5 separate regions of the Homo sapiens genome follow, and regions 2, 3, 4 and 5 are each linked to region 1. A link is a contact called in ENCODE Hi-C or POLR2A ChIA-PET data. All regions are on one chromosome and are shown on one strand. The core of a region is the stretch at or near the end of the contact, and the rest is flanking DNA. Distances in the headings are between cores, read along the strand shown.

Region 1 (2,700 bases), core at 201-2,700:
GCATGGTGGCATGTGCCTGTAGTCCCAGCTGCTCAGGAGGCTGAGGTGGGAGGATGGCTTGAGCCTGGGAGGCGGAGGTTGCAGTGAGCTGAGATTGTGCCACTGCACTCCAGTCGGGGTGACAGAGCCCGACCCTGTCTCAAATAAATAAACAGATAAATAAAGTGCTGATTCATGCTGCAACATGGAAGAACTTTGAAAACATTATGCTAAGTGAAAGAAGTCAATTACAAAAGACTACATATTGTATTATTCCATTTACATGAAATGTCCATAACAGACAAATCCATAGAGACGGAAAGTAGATTAGTGGTTATCAGAGGGAAGGGAGAGGGAGGAATTGGAAGGTTATAGCTAAAGGGTGTGGTGTTTCTTTGGGGGTAATGAAAATGTCCTAGCATTGATTGTGGTGATGGCTGCACACCTCTGTAAATATAGTCAGCACCATTGAATTGTGCACTTTAAGTGGGTGAATTGCATGGTTTGTGATAAAGCTGTTAACAATAAGAAGGGGGGACGGAATGTCTTTTAGGTGAAGGAAATTGCAGAAGCTTGGCAGCAACGTCCAGTGCAGCTGAGGCACTGTGGGGAAACAGAAAGGAAATACCGTCATTTAAGAGTGAAAATAGGGGTTTTCATAGGATGTCTCCATCCAAGAGTAGGTACCGAGAATGCTCAGAGAAGCAATAGGAAAATAACATCCCTTTCACGTTCTCACCTCCTTAACCCCTAGCATAATAAAGAATTATTCCCATTTTATAGAAGTAGACACAAAGGCTCAGAGGCCATTTTGGCCAAGATCTCTCAGCTAGAAGATTGGCCAGCTGAGAGTTCCAAACATTAGGAAGGGAGGCAAAATGCTTGTGGGGCTGGGGTTGAAGGCGTAGAGACTCATTGTAGGGCCCTAGGCAGTCCCTAGCTCGAATCTGACTTTCCAATTCATAGTTATAAGACTTTGAGCAAGCTGCTTTACACGCACGATTCCCAGTTTATCTGCCTGCAAAATGAGAGCGTTTATTTCCAACATGTTCATTCCAAGTATTTACACAAAAGGCTCAATACTTGATTTGTGTTGGCTGGCAATCTCTCTAAACTTCACTTTCCCCATTTCTACGAGGAAGGCAAGGGTCCCTAATCTTGCCCCCGTTCTCAGGGGAGTCCTAAGGCTCAATAATAAAAATAAAATAAGAAAAAGGAGAGAACGCGATTGCCCGGTTGGCGCGACCCTTAACACCGAGCTAAACCGGCGCATGTTAGGGACCGGCGCCCCCTGCCGCCTTCTCCGCTGCATTGGCGTCTCACAGAATCCGCCCAAGGCCCTGCGCCTGCGCAAAATGCAAGCGCCCAGGCCCACCCCTTGTGGGGTGTGACCTCCCTGAGTAGTTTTGGATTAGCCACGCCTACTTCCGGACAGGTCAGGCCAAGGTCTCAGCCACGTGACTGTGTTCCGGCTCGGTAAAGATGGCGGCGCCCAGGGCGGTAGCGTGAAACTTGGTGGAAGACGCTGACCAGTCGTGTTGGAATCAAAACAGCGGGGACCCTGCGCCATGTCGCGACTGATCGTGAAGAATCTCCCGAATGGGGTGAGTGCAGAGGCAGGACTTGGGAATCTGAAATGAGACCAGCCGGGAGCTGTGAGGTAGGGAAGAGATGCCTGGAGGTGATCGAAGAATTTTTGCTCTGGGGCAGGACTCCGGGCCAATTCTGAACTCAAAGGGGGCGGGATCCTGGGCTTATCCCCATTTGATCCCGAGGAAAGAGGAATAGTGACTGCTTACGGTTTCACGGCCGGTTGTTTGGTACCTGACTCCTAACACACCTCTTCTCGGGGAGATGACAACTCCCACCTTGTGGCGAATACCCTGCTCCCACAACCTCTTTCATTCGATCACTGTTTTTTAGTTGTTGACCCGGGACATGGTCCGACACTGTATTTATATTCCTCTCCCAGTCTGGAAACTGTTGGGGAAGACATGGGGAATATTAATCTGCGGACCTGCGTTCCAATTCCCACTCCCATCCTTAGGGCAAGTAGGAATACGGAGTGGGTAAAGGGCTTTACAGCATTTATCCAGTAAGTGGGGAGTGGTGACCCAGCCATACTTTTTTGTTTCCCTGGAGCCCAGCGCAGAACCCGACACGTGGTAGGCAAAATAGGTGAATGTACGTAATATTAGATGATTAGATGCGGTGGGCTCGAATGGATCATCCTTTTTTCTCTCTCTCGCTGTTTTTTGTTCTGTTTTGTTTTTTTGTTTTTAAATGGATTACTGCTCCTTCCATCAGGTTAGACAGTGTCTCTTGATGCCTCGCTTTGTGGGATGAGGATTTTTAGCGTAGCTGCACTTCCTTTCCCTCCCAAATTCAGCTTTGTTGTGTTTCAAGTGTAGTTGATTCTCTTATCATTGTTTGTCTTATCTCTTTTTTTTCTCTCTCTTTCATGGCTTTTTTTGGTTTTGTTTTTTGTTTTTTTCTTTTTTTGTTTTTTTTTTTTAAACGGAGTCTGGCTCTGTCTCCCAGGCTGGACTGCGGTGGAGCAATCTCGGCAGTCTCGGCTCACTGCAACTTTTGCCTCCCGGGTTCTAGCGATGCTCCTGCCTCAGCCTCCCAAGTAGCTGGGACTACAGACACGCGCCACCAAGCCCGACTAATTTTTTTATTTTTAGTAGAGACATGGGGTTTCGCCATGTTGGACAAGTT
Region 2 (2,700 bases), core at 43-2,542, 8.3 Mb before region 1:
GGGAGAGAAGGAAGCCAGTGCCTGACACTGTGGGGAGTGGCTGGGCAAAGCAGCATTGGAGGTGTTGTAGGGTTCCTACTGTCTGATGAGCTGGTGTGGGGTTCTTACTGTCTGATGTCGTCTCTGGTGGAAGTTAGCAGGGCTGGGGCAGATGCACAGAGCACGGTGGCGGGGGTGAGCCCAGGATCGGATTGATGCCCACCCACCACCTGGCACCCTGCAGTCCCAGCTGGCCAGAAGGCAAGCATGCTGGACCACAAAGCAAAGATCCTCCAGCTCTGCTGCTGGCAAGCCTTGGGGCCAGGGGACTCACAGAAGAGCAGGTTTGGGCCTGTGCCTTCCTCCTGCCCAAATGGGTCTCTCTCCCCTTCCCCTTCCAGCCAGGGCCGCAGCTGGGGCTGCAGCTTGAGTGACGGGAAAAGAAAGGTTTACTCCACCAGCGCATTAGCGGCACTCACAGCATTAAAAATGCAGGAGGTGGTGGGAGGAGCGGGCCAGGGAGGAAAACTCATGCAGCTGCGGGGCGCGGGGAAGAGCCGGGCTTCTGCCTCCTCAGCCCGGATCAGAGCCGAAGAACGAGGGCAGTTTGGGTTGAGAAGGATTCTCCAGTGTAACCGAGAAGCGAGCGTCCAGGAGGCTGTTGGGGAGGTCGGCACTGTGGGCTTCCTGGCCTTCGTTTGCTGTTTCGAGGGCCAGGACCTCGTGTGTTCCCGTCCGCCCCTCTGGGACGGCGCCAGCCCGGCAGGCCGCCGACCGTCCTGGGGCTCCCGCGCAGCGCGATGCCGGCCTCGTCCACCGTCCACGTGCTGCAGCTGCTGCGGGAGCTGCTCGCCTTCGTGCTCCTCAGCTACACGGTGCTCATCGGGGCGCTGCTGCTGGCCGGCTGGACCACTTACTTCCTGGTGCTGAAGTGACAGCGCCGTCGCCGCGCCCGGCCCCGCCTCCCGCCCGGCCCCGCCTCCCGCCCGGCCCCGCCTCCCTAACTCACCAGGAAATTCCCTTCAAGCCCTGGCCCGAACTGAGTCCCCGCCCACCCGCCAGCGTCACGGCGCCCGACTCAGCTCCGCGCCGGACCCACCTCCGCGCCCTCAGGCCCTGCATATGCCCCGCCCCGCGCGGAAGTTCCGGCGGTTGGTTGCCTTGCGCGGCCGTTACAGCCTTTGCCCTAAGCCTCGCCCCCTTTCCCCCTGCCTGCCCAATCCCGACTGCTTCCTTGGGTGGGGGCGTGGCTATGGGGCGAGGCGCTCTCAGGTGGAGGCCGTGCCCCGCTCCGCGCTCACGAAGCTGCGTCACTTCCGGCGTGTGCGTCTGGCGTCCGCGCGCTGCACAATGGCGGCTCTGAAGAGTTGGCTGTCGCGCAGCGTAACTTCATTCTTCAGGTACCGCTGCGGCCGCGTAGAGGGGACAGGACCAGAGGGAGGGACCGACGCGGACAGCGCTGTGGCCCGGCCCACGGCGCCCGCCTTCCTTACGCGCTCATCTCTCGTCCGCCCAGCTGGGTCGCGGCGTCTCGCTCCGGTCGGGAGGACTGAGGACAGCCCCGCCTCCGCCCCCTGGGTCAAGCCCGGCTTCCTTTTCAGTTCGTCCATCTTCTAGAAACGAGTCCCCGAGACCCCGGGCTGCCTTCTTGGGGCTGCTCCGCCTCCTGACCAGCCCTCGTCAGCCACTCGAAGTCCCTGAGGAGACGTGGAGAGGAGGAGGGACACGGCATGGGGGGAGTCCGGGAAGGGAGACGAGCGTCTGAAGACGTCCTCCCGAGGGCAGAAGGGGCCGGGGGAGCTGGCGCAGGGCTCTCTACCTAGCGCTGCAGGCTCCTGGGCGATTGTAGCGGGACCGTCACACACAACTGGCACCCAGGCCAGGGGTCCAGAGCTAAATTCTGCCTGCAGGAGCGGTTATTGTGGCATCCGTTTCTAAAAAGTTTAAAGGCAACATTTTATTTTATTTTAATTTTTTTGAGACAAGATCTGCCTCTGTCGCCCAGGCTGGAGTGCAGTGGCGAGATCTCAGCTCACTGCAACCTGTGCCTCCCGGCTTCAAGCGATTCTCAGCCTCAGCCTCCCGAGTAGCTGGGATTGCAGGCGCCCGCCACCACGCCCGGCTAATTTTTTTTTTTCTTTTTGTTTTGTTTGAGACTCAGTCTCGCTCTGTTGCCCAGGCTGAAGTGCAGTGGGGCGCTCTCGGCTCACTGCAACCTCTGCCTCCCAGGTTCAAGCGATTCTCCTGCCTCAGCCTCCCGAGTAGCTGGGATTACAGGAGCGTGCCACCACTCCGGGCTAATTTTTGTGTTTTAAGTAGAGATGGGGTTTCACCATGTTGGTCAGGCAGATTTCGAATTCCTGACCTCAAGTGATCCACCCGCCTCGGCCTTTATTTACTTATTTTTTTTTAATAGACACGGGGTCATGTTGCCAGCCATGTTGCCCAGGCTGGTCGTGAACTCCTGGGCTCAAGTGATCCTCCCGCCTTGCCCTTGGCCTTCCAAGTGCTAGGATTACAGGCGTGAGCCACCAACACCCTGCCTGAGGCAACATTTTAAACTTGGTGTATGTTGAAAATTTCAAAACCCCTCAGCTGTCCTGCATCCTCATTTAGGTTCCTGCTTGGCTCGAGTTTGAGTTTACAGCCCCTGCAAGTAAATCCAAGAGCCTGTTACAGATTGGCGGTCGTGCCTTATGAAATCTGACTTCTACTTCCAGG
Region 3 (2,872 bases), core at 109-2,608, 5.5 Mb after region 1:
CACCTCCTGCAATCTTCAACGACTTGAGCTGATGTTTTCACCCTTCTCCAGGTGAGGGAACTGAGGTTCAGAGAGGTGAAGTCCCTTGCCGAAAGTCTCGCCGGGAGCAAGTGACAGCCTTAGGACTTGAACTCAGGAACCCCACGGCTCTAAAGTGTCCCCCCTTCCCATATATCCCTGTGGCTTCTGACCACAAACACTGGATTTGTGGACATATGTCAAACATTTGGGACATAAATGACTGACAGACACCCAGGCAGATCAGCCACAGCAGTTCTGACGCCCAATCTTTGATAAGCACAATTGTTGGGTGGCCTCATTTATTGCCCTCACCCTGATATTCAGCCACAGCTCCCACAGTGCCCTTCCCCTCTCTGGCCTTCCATTTCTGGCCTGTCCAGAAGGGACCCCATCAAGAAGATGAGCAGTTCGAGCATCTCGAAAGGAACTCAGGCTGTGGGCCACAGTGCTTGGCCTCAGTGACAACATGGCTTGTATGTGCTTGGGGCTGGCAGTGGGAGTGGAGGTGGGGCCAGGCATGCAAACACTATGCTAACAATAAGCACTTATTAAGCAACTATGGTGTCCTAGGTGCTGAGCAGTGTACTGGCCACGCATTGCCTCGTTTCACCCTCATGCCACCCTATGAAGGAAGAGCTACCGCTAGCTCCATTTTACAGACAAGGGAAACCAAGACACAGAGAGCATAAGTTAAATTCCAGAAGGCCCACAGGAGGTAAACAGAGGCATCCGGAAGGAAACCCCAGGGCCTCTGAACCCGGTCCCCAGGTCTCGATTTCTACCTTATTACTAAGCAGGGCCTGTGCACCTGCTCTGGGCTGGTCCTGACCCGGGAATGACTGATGGATCACGGGGTTCTGAGTCTCATGGGGATCCTGGCCCATTGCCACAGAACATGTGAAATGGCTTGGGGTGCGCTTTAATAGGGGTGCGCCTGGAGTGCTGCGCGGGTCCAGGGGTCTGGGCGGGCTTCCCGAGGGGACAGGCTCCTGGGCGGGGCGGTACAGGAAAGGGGGCAGTTCGCCGGTGCCAGGGGTGTGTGCAGGGAAGGAGTGCGTTCTGGGAGGCGCGAATCTCTCCCCCACACTTCCCTAGAAAGGGAGAACTGAGGCCCGGAGAGGGGAGGGGACCGGTCTGAGTCCCCTCCAAGACTGCAGAGCCTCCCTTCCCGAACCCCGCCCAGGGCTCGCGGCCCCGTCGCACCCTTCCCGGCTTCATCCTCTCGAGCCCCTAGGGCTTTTCCCCTTCTCACCGCGCGCAGCTGTCAGAACCCCAACCGCCTTCCCCGCGCTCCCAGCTCCGGGCCGCCGGCTCCCGGGTCCTCCTTCTCCGCCGGCCTCTGGCCCCGCCCCCGGCGACTTGCCATTGAACCGCCCGCAGCCCTCGTCGCGGCGGATTGGCTTTCCCCACTTGTCCTTCCCTCGCATTTCCGGGTTCCCGCGTCCGCGTCGGCTTCCCCGGGAAAGACGCGCCGTGGGCCACTCCCATTGGTTGTTGCTTGCGTTTGTCTCGTTCACGTAGCAGCCAATAAGCAGCGGGAGGGGCGGGGCCTAGGCCACAGGCAGGAGGAGCAGGTGCTGGAAACCCGATGGGCGTGCGGATTTGGGGCACACTAGGTGGCGGGCCCGGAAACTGGAAGTTCCACGGCGGTCTTTTCCTCGGGTCTCTTCGTCCCGGAGCCGCTGTCGTGTGCCTCATTTTTCCCGGTTGTGAAATGAAGATGCTGATGCTTTTCACCCCTTCACCCGGTTAGCCTGCTTGACTGCGCAGCCCCTGTTCTTAGCCTCCACCCCATGCTGCTGAGTTTGCCGCCTTCTTCTTCTTTACTCTTTTCCTCTCTGTGTCTTTTCCTCCCTGACTTAAACAACTTTTTTTTTTCTTATAAAATACAGGGTCTCGTTGTGTCGCCCAGGCTGGAGTGCGGTGGAGCAATTGCAGCTCACTGCAGCCTCCACCTCCTGGGCTCAAGCAATCCTCCCATCTCAGCCTCCCGAGTAGCTGGGACTACAGGTGCATGCCACCATGCCCGGCGAATTTTCTTTTCTTTTCTTTTCTTTCTTTCTTTCTTTTTTTTTCTCTCTCTCTGTCTTGCTTTCTTTCTTTTTTTTTGAGACGGAATCGCACTCTGTTGCCCAGGCTGGAGGGAAGTGGCACGATCTTGGCCCACTGCAACCTCCGCCTCCCAGGTTGAAGCGATTCTCCTGCCTCAGCCTCCCGAGTAGCTGGGATTACAGGCGCGCATCACCACGCCCGCCTAATTTGTGTATTTTTAGTAGAGATGGGGTTTCACCACGTTGGCCAGGCTGGTCTCGAACTCCTGACCTCAGAAGATTCGCCTGCCTCGGCCTCCCAAAGTGCTGGGATTACAGGCGTGAGCCATCGCGCCCGACCTATTTCTGATTTTTTATTTTCTTTAGAGACCGGGTCTCACTATGTCGCCCGGGCTGGTCTCGAACTCTTGACCTTAAGCTCTCCCTCCATCTCGGCTTCCCAAAGCGCTAAGATTACAGGCGCAAGCCACCCCCTCGGTTCTCCCTGACTTTTTAATTTGTATCCTCTCCAGAAGGACCTGGCTAGTTCTTTTGGCTTCCCAGAGAGAAATTTTTTCCTTGAAGCAGAGAATGGAAACCTCCATCTTAATCCACAAATACTGAAATTAAACATCTAGGGAGGTGCCCCAGAAACGCTAAGCATTTAGAAGTTAGCAGTTCAGATTCTGGGGAGTCAAAGAGACCTGAGCTCAAATTCAGACTTTGCCATTTACTCTCCGTGTCACCTTGGGCACGTTACTCCTAGCCTCACTTTCCCCACTTGTAAAATGGGGACAAACAGCCTACCTTGCTTTTGGCAT
Region 4 (2,700 bases), core at 55-2,554, 5.9 Mb before region 1:
TGAAAACACTGCAATATACAATTTTGTCTTTTCTACTGCTGATGGACATTTATATCACTTCCAGTTTTTTGCGAACACTATTTTGTATTCTTATACACATCTCTTGGTGTACATAAGTAGGAGTTTCTCGCCGGCGTGGTGGCTCAGGGCCTGTAATCTCAGCACTTTGGGAGGCCGAGGTGGGCAGATCACTCGAGGTCAGGAGTTCAAGACCAGCCTGGACAACACGGTGAAACCCCATCTCTACTAAAAATACAAACAATTGGGCATGGTGGCATGCACCTGTAATCCCAGTTACTTGGGAGGATGAGACAAGAGAATAGCTTGAACCTGGGAGGTGGAGGTTGCAGTGAGGCGAGATCGTGCCATTGCACTCCAGCCTGGGAGACAGAGCAAGACTCCATCTCAAAATAAATAAATAAATAGGAGTTTTTCTTAGGTAGAGAAACTACACCTAGCAATAGTCATAGAATGCACAAATCTTCAATGTTAGCAAATAATGCCAAACTTTTTTTTCAAATTTCAAAGAGATTGTATCCATTTACACGCCTACGGGTACTGTATAAGTGTGTGTACTTCCACATCTTCGCAAACACTGTCACATCCTTTTGTTGTTGTTGTTCTCGAATTTGAGTGTTATTCTTTCTCACTGTGACTTTATTTTTCATATTTTCTGATTATGAACGAGGTTGACAACTTTCACACATTTGTTGGTCATCTGGATTTCCTTTTTGGTGAAGTGCCTGTTTAAGTATCTCGTCTATAATTTATTTTAAAGTGTCCTTTCAGACAGTCTCAATGACTGTCACCAACTCCTTGCAGGGCAGTCAGCCCGGAGATAGAGTAATCAAGGTAGGTTGAAGTCAAGCTCAAAACATTCGCTGCCTCAGCTGTAGCAGAGGACCACTGGGCTTCCCCAGGTAACAAGTACTTCTACCTTAGCCACATGAGAGAGAAAGAAGACCAGGCAGAGCAGCCTGGCTGCCTTCCTCCTTGCAGGTGGCCGAGAGCAGGGGACAGCGCCCTGGCGACCTCCTCAGGGATCCTAGATTAACAGTCGCGTCCTCAAACGCAGCATCCTGCGTAACCGCCAATTTCAAACTTCCAAGACCTGCCCTGCTGATTTTGCCCTTCCCTTTTTCCCGTTGGTCGCGAGTCAAAGGAAGATGCAATTTGATTGGCTCTCCCCTTCACTTTCCTCCATGCCTTTAGGGACATGGGCGGGGCCTGGCTGAGACGCCCATGTCTATCATAGGAGCGGAGACGCTGATTGGTCCAAACACGGCTGAGACCCGCCCGCGCCGTTCCTCGGGTTCAAACGCGGCGGCGGGAGGCGCGGGGCGGAACAGATCGCAGACCTGGGGGTTCGCAGAGCGTGAGTCTGATCCCCCAGACCCAATTCTACCGCACCCGGCTCTGCAAGGCCAGGGGAGGGCCGCCTCCACCCATACAAGTCCCGGGTTTCCCTCCCGCCCCGGGGAGGGCGGCGATTCCACCCCCAGGGCTGCGGGAGGCCTGGAGGGTCTTCCGGGGCTAGCTGTGCGCGCGCCCACCTTCCTTGGGAGCCGAGGGGTCAGCCGAGTGGTGCTGGGGCAGGAGGCTTGCTCCTCCCCTAAACCAGGCGGAGTGCTTTGTCTCTTCAGCTCTGCCTCCTGTCAGCACTAACTGCATTATTCTGCCCAGTGTAGTCGGCCGGTTCCTTATTATCTGCGTGAACTTAGCCATTTACTTAACCTCTCTGTTTCAGCGTATTCATACCCCGTGCCCACCCCATCACCTCATGATGCCCCCGCCTCTTTCGCTCTGCTCCAGTCCGTCTGGCCTCGCTGTTGCTGGAGAGGCCAGGTCCTGCCTCAGTGCTTTTGGCTTGGCTGTTTCGTTTGCCACGGATGTCTTTCTTTCCCCAGATATCAACATGGCTTGCTGGTCATTCGCTTCAGGTCTTCAAGTCTTGGGTCAAATGGTGGCTTCTCAGTGAAGTCTTATTTGACCACACTAAAAATTGCACCATCTCACCCCCATTGTCCTTTTCTTGCTCGATTTTGTTTTTACCCCATAGCACTTAACACCTTACAACAAGCTATATATTTTGCTTATTTCAGTCATTCATTTAATAACTATTCGCACCTATTTGTGTGCCAGGCTATGTGTGCCCCCACTGCATGGGGGCAAACATCTCTGCCCTTGTGGAGCTTCCATTCTAAGGGGGGAGATAATAAACACATTTATAAGTAAGAGAGTATGTCAGATAAGTGTATCATCTCCTGTCACAGTGAGTTAAAATCTGGTGTTTAATCTCCATGATTAGACTGAGCTTCCTAAAACTGGAGTGGTAGCTGATTTTCACCTCCTTGTCCCTGATATCTTGAGGGAGATCAGGATCTCTCAGGCCCTTCCTGCTCAAAACATAGGACACACTTGACTTTTCTGATATCCTTTCAGCGCCAGTGGGGAGATGTTGAAGTTCAAATATGGAGCGCGGAATCCTTTGGATGCTGGTGCTGCTGAACCCATTGCCAGCCGGGCCTCCAGGCTGAATCTGTTCTTCCAGGTAACAGCCTACCCTGCCAACTTTGCTCACCTGTGTGTGTCCTTGGAATCTCCTTGTCACTCACCTTTGCTTTTATTTATTTGTTTATTTATTTAGAGTCTCAGTCTCTCAGGCTGGAGTACAGTGGTGCAATCTCAGCTCACTGCAAC
Region 5 (2,700 bases), core at 1-2,500, 6.3 Mb after region 1:
ATACTATATGTGCACATGTCGACTCCATAAAGGCAGGGTCTTTTTCTATTTTTTTTTTTTTTTTTTTTTTTTTTTTTTTGAGACGGAGTCTCACTCTGTTGCCCGCCCAGGCTGGAGTGCAGCTGTGCGATCTCGGCTCACTGCAAGCTCCGCCTCCCGGGTTCACGCCATTCTCCTGCCTCAGCCTCCCGAGTAGCTGGGACTACAGGCATCCACCACCACACCCGGCTAATTTTTTGTATTTTTAGTAGAGACGGGGTTTCACCGTGTTAGCCAGGATGCTCTCGATCTCCTGACCTCGTGATCCGCCCGCCTTGGCCTCCCAAAGTGCTGGGATTACAGGCGTGAGCCACCGCGCCCGGCGGGACTTTTTCTATTTTGTTCATGCCTATCCCAGGACCCTGAACAATGCCTGGCCTACAGAAAGCACTTAGTATCCAATGAGGAAATTACTTAAGTAATCGTCACCTCTGCTACAGTCTCAGTCTCCAACTCTTGTAGGTTTTTCATGTGTTAGACATTTACCTCTCATCCTCCCTGCTACCATCAACATCTCACTTGGATTACTGCAAGAAATTCCCTATTCATCTCCCAGCCTCACGACATCTTAGCCTCCACACCAGTTTTTCTACACCACATTCATCCTCACTCCTTCAGACACGGAGCACAAGAGTGGAAAGTGGAGTTTTCATGCTCTCTTCCCAGTTATGCTTGAAAATGCACTTGGGTGCTAGTGAAGCTAGTGGTGTTGTCAAAAAGCCTTTTGGGGTATTACCCACCAAAAACAGCAGCCCACCCCTTTCCGGCCCGCTAAGTCCATGTGCGTGCGAATTTGGGAGTGGGGTTGGGCTTGAGGGTGGGAACAGTGAGAAGGCGCGGCCCTTGACTCTCCAGGCTCAGGCGAACCAGACCTTCTGAACTGCAGCTCTAGTCGCGACAATCCGGGCAAAGCCGCCCTCACCCCAGCCAGTCGCACCAGCCAACGCCCCGAGTTCCGGGTCCACGTTCCCCCAGCTGGGCGGACCCCCAGTGCCGTAAAGACGCTGCTCCCCTTGTCTCCCAGCGACCAGGCCTCACCTTGTCTGGTGTCTCTTTGGCCACGCCGCAGCGGACCCAGGCCACGCACGTCACCTGGCGGCTGCGGTTCATGGTCCTCAAGTCAAGGGCGTGTCACGCTAGAAACCAGGCTGCATAGGGAGGGACCACGACCGCACTGCTGCCACACGCTCAGGGATCTGCACAGGGCCGCTGCCAGGGCAGAGCGCATGCGCAGGCTCCTGTTTGGGCAGCGTCGGCGCTCATTTCAGACGTCATTCTGAGGCGCCGAATGAGAAATAGGAGGGGACAAAATGGAAGCGGAAGCAGCCGGGCGAGGAATCCACGTGGGCTGGTCTGGGCTGTGTGAAGTATAGAGAAAAGGCTTTTCAGGACTGCATGTGACGATGCCTGCGGGCTTTGTAAAGGCCAAGAAAATATTTGGGACTGTAGGGGTCAGTCAGAAGCAAAGTTTCACCAATCTTTATTTTGCTTGCAGTTCCGTAGACTTCAAGCTGACAAATGGCAGAGGTTTGTGGTTTGCGTTTTTTAAAAAGCTTTCTCCAAAATGAATTTGTCGTTTCACGGAGATCCCACCATTACATCTCATTACATCCCTAAATGTTACTTTCTCACCTTAAAACATTTAGCACCAAAAAAAAAAGTGAGAAAAAAACATTTAGCACCAATTATATACTAACTATGCAGTAGTGATTTAGTCTTGGCAAACACAAAGGGCTTACTTATGTTGAAGGCGCTGTTTTGAGTGCCGTATCACGTGATTACTTACCCCTTTGTGGGAGGTCTTATTTCCGTTTTACACCTGGGAAAACAGCGATCCTTCCAAAGGTCACACTGCTAGTAAGCGGTGCAGCTGGGATATGAACCCGGGCAGTGTGACTCCCTTGTATCTATGTCATGCTTCTCAGCTAAGATCAGTCATCTGTTAGAACTCGTGAGTGGCTGGACGTTTGTAGAATGGAAAATCTCAAACTAGCATCCCAGAAAAATCTGGGTTTTGATCTCTTGGCTGTGTGGCCCTGTCCTGGTCATTTACCCTCAATGCATCTACCTCTGAGAGAGGCAAGCAAAAGAAACAGGAAGGTGGCTGCTATGGGGAAACAGTGGCAAGGATAAACTGGCAGTACACATGGTCTTTCCCAGTGGCATTGTCAAACGGGGGGTGTCCACCTGTGGGCTCTATTCGGGGACCTTTTTGCAACACATTTATCTTTCTATACAGTATTTTACTTGGTTCTCACAACACTTTGTTTTAAAGATGAAGCTAGAGTCCCCAGTAGTCAAATACTTTCCTACTCAGATCACACACAGAGGAGCTGATACAACTATGAGTTCTGTCACCAACTCTACTCAGCCTAATGCGCTTGGCAATCTCCCTGCCTGAGGAGAGATCCTCCCAGAAGTAAATTGCTCATTGTTTGTGTAGGCAGATTATTTGTCCATTAAGACTTCTCCCCCTGCTCTGTTTCTGTAAGATGATTCTTCTGTGGTTTCTTTGCTTTTAACCCATTTTAGAAAGACCATATGGCAGATAATATTTTTCAAGGATGGCTGCAACAATAGAGTCCTTCACACATGTTTGTCTGCAACGTGATCTTGATATTCCTCCATCAAAGCACCCCCCCCCGCCCCCACCAACTTGAA

Evidence for each region. Hi-C counts contacts between places; a loop is a spot of excess contacts on that map. ChIA-PET counts read pairs that join two places held with the same protein, here RNA polymerase II (POLR2A). Pooled maps may share reads with other maps.
Region 2: a loop to region 1 is called in a pooled map, with 4 times the contacts of the local background. The contact joins the promoter of DIABLO here to the promoter of RBM19 in region 1. A Hi-C loop is called at or near these places in 2 of 50 pooled maps. POLR2A ChIA-PET finds 5 or more read pairs at or near these places in 2 of 52 experiments (T-cell and WTC11).
Region 3: a loop to region 1 is called in a pooled map, with 13 times the contacts of the local background. The contact joins the promoter of FICD here to the promoter of RBM19 in region 1. A Hi-C loop is called at or near these places in 6 of 50 pooled maps.
Region 4: a loop to region 1 is called in a pooled map, with 14 times the contacts of the local background. The contact joins the promoter of CIT here to the promoter of RBM19 in region 1. A Hi-C loop is called at or near these places in 5 of 50 pooled maps.
Region 5: a loop to region 1 is called in a pooled map, with 12 times the contacts of the local background. The contact joins the promoter of PWP1 here to the promoter of RBM19 in region 1. A Hi-C loop is called at or near these places in 5 of 50 pooled maps.

The regions. Positions count from the first base shown.
Region 1 is chr12:113,965,075-113,967,774 of GRCh38, reverse strand. It overlaps RBM19 (RNA binding motif protein 19), which reads left to right and starts at 1,450. Exons shown (of 24, transcript NM_016196.4): 1 at 1,450-1,583. The coding sequence starts at 1,548. RefSeq lists enhancers at 1,144-1,213, 1,172-2,099, 2,100-2,700.
Region 2 is chr12:122,224,644-122,227,343 of GRCh38, reverse strand. DIABLO (diablo IAP-binding mitochondrial protein) reads left to right here and starts at 1,292. Exons shown (of 6, transcript NM_001371333.1): 1 at 1,292-1,379; 2 at 2,700. The coding sequence starts at 1,330. LOC128125816 reads left to right here and starts at 780. Exons shown (of 1, transcript NM_001414998.1): 1 at 780-914. The coding sequence starts at 780. The coding sequence ends at 914. It overlaps LOC101593348 (a long non-coding RNA gene), which reads right to left and starts at 902. Exons shown (of 1, transcript NR_103497.1): 1 at 1-902. RefSeq lists enhancers at 1-146, 147-978, 928-1,222, 1,276-1,515, 1,526-1,575 and 1 more and a silencer at 846-985.
Region 3 is chr12:108,513,763-108,516,634 of GRCh38, reverse strand. FICD (FIC domain protein adenylyltransferase) reads right to left here and starts at 1,358. Exons shown (of 3, transcript NM_007076.3): 1 at 1,274-1,358. RefSeq lists an enhancer at 1,827-1,886.
Region 4 is chr12:119,875,924-119,878,623 of GRCh38, reverse strand. CIT (citron rho-interacting serine/threonine kinase) reads left to right here and starts at 1,304. Exons shown (of 48, transcript NM_001206999.2): 1 at 1,304-1,375; 2 at 2,443-2,551. The coding sequence starts at 2,456. RefSeq lists a silencer at 1,545-1,624 and an enhancer at 1,855-1,914.
Region 5 is chr12:107,684,349-107,687,048 of GRCh38, reverse strand. PWP1 (PWP1 homolog, endonuclein) reads right to left here and starts at 1,250. Exons shown (of 15, transcript NM_007062.3): 1 at 1,078-1,250. The coding sequence starts at 1,149. RefSeq lists enhancers at 912-961, 1,182-1,441.